Regions from separate parts of the Homo sapiens genome. Here region 1 is linked to region 2. A link is a contact called in ENCODE Hi-C or POLR2A ChIA-PET data. All regions are on one chromosome and are shown on one strand. The core of a region is the stretch at or near the end of the contact, and the rest is flanking DNA. Distances in the headings are between cores, read along the strand shown. Region 1 overlaps HIPK2 (homeodomain interacting protein kinase 2). Region 2 overlaps HIPK2 (homeodomain interacting protein kinase 2).

Evidence for each region. A loop is a pair of places that touch in the nucleus more often than their neighbours do. ChIA-PET counts read pairs that join two places held with the same protein, here RNA polymerase II (POLR2A). Pooled maps may share reads with other maps.
Region 1: a loop to region 2 is called in a pooled map, with 2.4 times the contacts of the local background. The contact joins two enhancer-like sites. A Hi-C loop is called at or near these places in 11 of 168 maps with a recorded cell type or tissue (CD14-positive monocyte, Caco-2, GM12878 and 7 more), 34 of 37 single-sample maps with no recorded cell type and 20 of 50 pooled maps. POLR2A ChIA-PET finds 5 or more read pairs at or near these places in 14 of 52 experiments (AG04449, AG04450, CD4-positive, alpha-beta T cell and 10 more).

Annotation. Positions count from the first base shown.
Region 1 is chr7:139,679,425-139,682,470 of GRCh38, forward strand. All of the region lies in intron 2 of HIPK2 (homeodomain interacting protein kinase 2), which reads right to left. Among named protein-coding and RNA genes, the nearest start is that of HIPK2, 97 kb to the right of the region's middle. RefSeq lists an enhancer at 1,074-2,273. Within about 2 kb of position 1,512, at least 26 of the 41 ENCODE cell types and tissues checked have a DNase peak (open chromatin) inside an H3K27ac peak, as active enhancers do.
Region 2 is chr7:139,634,393-139,637,329 of GRCh38, forward strand. All of the region lies in intron 2 of HIPK2 (homeodomain interacting protein kinase 2), which reads right to left. Among named protein-coding and RNA genes, the nearest start is that of CLEC2L, 110 kb to the left of the region's middle. Within about 2 kb of position 1,304, at least 4 of the 41 ENCODE cell types and tissues checked have a DNase peak (open chromatin) inside an H3K27ac peak, as active enhancers do.

The DNA.
Region 1 (3,046 bases), core at 262-2,761, 45 kb after region 2:
AAGAAGATGTGGGTACTTCGGGTAGACAGAGAAGTGTAAATGGGGTTAGGAATTGCATTAGGAACACTATATGCTCAGAAATACCAATCTTTAAATTAAACAACCTATCGAACTGCCTTTACATGGTGCACTGCTGGTTATAAATGTGCAATACCTGATGGGGGGAAAATTCCAGGAGAGCTTATAAAAGCATGCTAGAAGCATTAAAATTTTCCAGCCATTTCATTATTTGTCATTCAGCAAATGTTAATATTTCTCTTTGTATTCCTACTGAAGCTTGAAATTAACATGGCTTTTTGTTTATTTCTTCATTTCTGCCTCCTTGTCAGCTCATCTCAGGAATGCAGTTGGTTAGCTAGCTGCTGCAGAGCCAAATAAAAAAGCCTAAAGAAACTCAAACATTGACTGGCAAAAGGCTCTGCATGAAAAGGCATTTGTTTTTTAACCTCTCAGAAGTAGAACATTTAGCTTAAAATAAATATTTAACATCTAGGATGCTTTTATCAAGAATCATTTTGACATGGACATTAGTCTTTATCCCAAAAGCCAGATACCCTGGGGAGCAAAGTTCGCTGCAAATGTATGCAAAGGAATAGCGTGTGCAGGATACAAGGAGGCCGGAAGGCCGGAAAGCAGGGGGAGTACAGGATTTCCTAAGGTAAACCGATCTCTTAAGAATGCCTGTTCCCCTCCCGCAAATAATCATTAAACAGAATTCAGCATAAGTTCAGCATTTTCAAGTCACTCAGGGACACAGGTACCCGGGAATGTTCCCTCTGCCCCTGGACTGTTTGTGTTGGATTCCAGCCTGGCTCCTCCTGTCCCCCGACTGCAGGACTGTTTCCCACATGGAATCACGATTCAGTCACGATTAACACCCTCCCCACAGCGTGGCTGGTGCCCAAGCAGCCCCAGTAGGGCTTGGGCCTTGTGGAGGAGAGCCCTCCCCTGGGTGAACAACCCAGACAAGCCAAGTCAACTCTGGTTTTGGGATCGAACATTAAATTCACGTCACTGGCTTTAATTCTTTCCTTACCAGGTGCCTTGGGTTTTGAGGGGATGCTGTTTTATGAGGGCTTTTGTGAGGGCCAGGGATGTTTTCAAAACTACAGGGCTTGGCAGACATGGGTACTGAATGTCCCCAGGAACAAAGTAACCAGGGATTGTGTCCAAAACTGGCTTGAAGAAATGCCTCAAATGTAGCAAATCATTTTTTAAAATTCATGTTAAGATCGGCCAACAGCCTTCAGAAGACAGAACCTTTTTCATGTCTGTGGCATGTGTGTGTTCACGTGTGCTTCCTGAATTTCCCAACCAGGACATGAAGAGCACAGCCCACTGGGATTTTTTTGCTGGTGGCTTCCCATTTGGGAACAGGCTCTGAGAGACAATCTGAGCGGGCTTCCTGTGTTGTCTGAGGCCAGCTTCCACAGGGCTGCCATCAGTCAGCCCATTACTCAGCCATGGGCCCAGTGAGGCAGCCACAGGGCCACTGTGCTACAAGCACCCTCCCCGCCCCTGGTTTTCGTGCCATGGGTTTCCTGTGGAGAACATCGTCACGCTATATTCATCTTTCCTCTTAGCTGGCGCTGAGTCACTCCATGATAAAGCCACTCTTCAAGCTCTATTTTGGGTACACTTTACACTCTGAGGGAGCCGGTAACACATCTCTCCTGATATAAATGTACAGGAGAGCCCGTCAACCACAGCTCTCTGATGGAGCCTACAAGTTGCAATTGGGTCAATGTTTTCACTGCCACAGCACTTAATCACTTGAAAACTTTATCTAAACTTGTGAAGTTTTCCCTGCTTTTAGCTTTTCATTCTTTTTGGCCTGTTTTGATAACAGAAGCATGCTGCCGTCCATCCCAGGTCAGAGCTGGTGGCAGGAGAGAGGTGGGTGGGAGAGGAGGGAGGACACAGCCCACTTCTCAGGTCCTTCTAAATGGTCTTTATTAGCGGATTTCAAAATTTTGCAGTGAAATTATCAGAACACCTGGCACCTCCACATTTAAATGGAAGCACAAACCCAATTCCAAAGCCAAAGGCTTCTTCCGGAACCCCTGCTGTTTTCTATAATCAGCGCCAGTGCTGCACTCCCCTCGCCTCCTCCCGCTCAGTGTGGGTGTCAAGAGGTGACCACAAAAGAGGCTGCTCAACATCACCTGAGAACAAAGCCTCCTTTCCTGCAATTCCAAATTGACTTTTGCTGTACAAGAAAATTAAGGATGCTGTGGCTACCACCAGAGAGCACATTTAAAACTCCTCACATGAAAGGCCCTTGCACTCCTGGGAAAAATATTCTCACTTTAAGGAGAGTCACAGCGTGCGGAGCCTGGACTTTCCATGCACCAAGCCCTGGGTCCATGCAGCCACCACTGCTCCAGGGAGCAGAAGGTCTGATGTTCTCTGAGCTGGAATCTTCCTACATTTCTTTGTCCACTGACTGGGGGCCCTGGTTCTAGGACAGCATCTCCCCTGGTGCTGGAGGTGCTCAAACCACCATGGCCTGGCCTGAGTGGGCTCTATCTTTTCCAGGGCAGGCATCACAGTGGAGCCCTCGGATCTGGCTGACACTCCTGTTACTCGTGCACGGCTTATGTCATGCTGGTACAGACCCTGGGCCATGTAGAGGACTCATGGTGAGATGCCAATGTGGCTACTGCCCCAGCTTCTGCCCTCACTTGGCACATACCATAGACCACGTTGCTTCCACTCCTCAGAAGGAAAACCCCCTCTATTGCCAAGCTGTTCAATATTCACGACAGGCAAGGTCCTTATGATTCAGTCCTGTTACCTCTCCAGCCTCATCATCCACCACATGCCCTCACTCACTCACTCATCAAACATCCACTGAGAGCCCATAGTGAGTCAAGACCTGGGCTTGGCACCAGGAACACTGGGTAAAACCCATCTCTAGCCTCAAGAAACTCATCCATGAGCAGGGGTAGCCAGACCTGTAACTATACATGTGCAATGAGGGGTTGGAATGAAGGGCTCTGTTGAGGCACCTAGGACAGAGATGTCAGTTCCACCTTCTTCAGGT
Region 2 (2,937 bases), core at 54-2,553:
GGGCCACTCTTACTCACTGGCACTGATGAGCTGGGGATGCCTGTGGTGGCTCCAAGACATGTCCCTGCTGCACCCTTGTCTTCCATGTGACCACGAGCCCACCACCTGCCTAGGCCACCTGTGTCAGTGTTGGCCACATACCAGGGCCCCCAGGTTCACTCATCATTGTGTGTAACTGATAAGATTACTGCCAGGTTGCCTCTAGCAGTGCCTTTAGAGATCGTTTCAGTTTATTTAAAACATCACATCCCTTAGAAAAAAGAAGGGACTATCTGTTTCAGGTTTTTTTTTTTTTTTTTTTTTGAGACAGAGTCTTGCTCTGTTGCCCAGCCTGGAGTGCAGTGGCATGATCTTGGCTCACTGCAACCTCCACCTCCTGGGTTCAAGCGATTCTCGTGCCTCAGCCTTCCAGGTAGCTGGGATTACAGGCACCTACCACCAGGTCTGGCTAATTTTTGTATTTTTAGCAGAGGCGGGTTTTCACCATGTTGGCCAGGCTGGTCTCAAGCTCCTGATCTCAAGTGATCCACCTGCCTCAGCCTCCCAAAGTGCTGGGATTACAGGCAGGAGCCACCATACCTGGCCAGAAAAGAAGGGAATATCTGAAAAGAACACTACCAAAAAAAGTATTATGGTGTCAGAACCTGCTTTTCTCTCTGCCCTCCCTGTTCTAGAGTCAGGGGTGGCCTCCTGCCTCCTCTCACGTGGATCTAGGCCTCTTCATGGGAGGAGAGTTTTGGCCTGGACTGCTGGCTCAAGGATCAAGCACATTCTCACCTCTGTCCCCCGATTCTTGTCACCTGGCCTCTTGGCTGGCCCCTGCCCTCTTGCAGCCTGACGTTTGGAAGTCTGACGCTCCAGTCTGTAGGTTTGGATGTTTGACACTCAAGTAAGTCTTAGGAAGGCCGGTCTGGCCCCAGGGGACTTCTCTGAACTTGACTATGGGCCTGCCCTTCCTATCAGGTTAGTTACGTGGTTCTCATGGCCCGGAAGGCTGTTCCTAACCCACGGAAACCTCGTTTTCCAGTTTCCATTCCCCAGTGATGAACAAGGCAGACTGCAACAACTAAAATGGCCACACAAAGGCACTTTAGTGATGTTCTTTAGCAGGAAACACCAGACATAGATTTTGACGACTGACGTGACATGAACGGGGCCTGGGAAAATTGCTTGTAGTCCACCAAGAAAATGAAATGGCAGCCATTCACGGTACCATGATACGTGCCGCAGAATGTTCCTGCTGCGACCGTAAAGAACAAATGCCCAGGCATCTGGCTAGGTGGCTGGGAGACAGTACTGTCTGCGAAGGCCTCTGATGCTGCGAAAGCCACATCAAAGCACACAGGACAACTCGAGTCGAATACAAAACGTGTGTCACAGAAAGACACAGACATAAAAATCGAGCCGACACAGCACACCACATGCTCTAGCGGCTCCCACGTTAGAAAACAAAGCAGAACACAAGAACAAAACAGAACACAAAAAACAAAACAAAAGCCCCAAACACAAACCTTTCCTAATCCCTTCGTCTCCCAGCAGCTGCTGCCCTAGTTCTCAGCTCCCCTTCAAGGCCCACTCTCTGGAGAGAGTCATCTCCCCCTGTGGTTCCCACCTCTTCACCTCACAGCATTTGCTCAGCTTCCTCTAATTGGAGTTGGACACTCTGCGTCACTGACGCGCTGCACTTGTTGAGATCAGCAGTGATCTCCACGCTGTCACATCTGTTGATCAACTTCTTAGCTCTGTGACCTGGGAGCCACATTTTTTTCACGCGGGTGATCATTCCTTCCTGCCCTGAAACACTTATTCTTGGTTTTCATGACATCGCTTGCTCCCCATATCTGTCCCGCCTCTCTGCTTGTGGCTTGCCCATTTCCTTTGTAGGCTCGCCCTCTTCTATCCAACTGCTGTGTGTTGGCCAAGTCCTAAGCCCACCGTCTTCTCTCCTTCCACCCAGCCCTAGATAATTGTTATGGGTTGAATTGTGTCCCCCTAAAAGTTATGTTGAACTCCTAATTCCTGGCACCTTGGCATGTGACTTTATTTAGGAATGGAGTTGCTGCAGATATAATTAGCTAAGATGAGGTCACACTGGAGTAGGTGGGCCCTAATCCAATGTGACTTGCATCCATATCAGAGGGAAATCTGGACATAGATACTGACACAGCAGCAAGATGGTCATGTGAAAAGGGAGGAAGAGATTGGAGTGATGCTGCCACAAGCCAAGGAACACCTGGAGCCACCCGAGGCAGGAAGAGACAAGGAAGGCTCTACCCCTGGAGCCTTCAGAGGGAGCATGGCCCTGTTGACACCTTGATTTTGGATGTCTTTTGTTTTAAGCCAGATATTTTGTGGTACCTATTTCAGCAGCCCTAGGAAACTGACAGTCATCTTACTCGCTCCATAGGTTTAAATTCCATTTGTATTCCCAGGTTTGTCTCCATCTTGGAATTCTCCTTCTGGCTCTAGATTTGCATTCTGGAAGCCTGGTATTGCCTCTGGAATGTCTCATAGTCATCTCCAATTCCACACGTCTAGAAGGGAACTATTCTCTGATCCCCCTCTCTAAACATATTCCTTCCACTGTCCTCCTCATTTTATGAAAGGGAACCACCACCCTCCAGCTGCTTAGGCAGAAATCCAGGAAAGATGTTTGATTTCTTCATCCCCACCATCTATCCACTAACATGGCCAGCTCCAAAGTCTCAAGTCAGCCCCTGATTCTCCATCCCCCCTGCCGCAGCAGTGGCGCTGGTCACCCCTGCGTCACCTGGAGCTTCCACTGCAGCCTTTCCACTTGTCTCTCCCTTCCTTGTGCCCACTTCCTCCATGGCAGCCACAGGGAACAGATGGCACCCCACCCCCTTGCCGTAAGCCTTCAGGGGCTCCCCACTGGACTTGGAATGAAATCTAGACCCCTCCATGGCCATGGGGCCT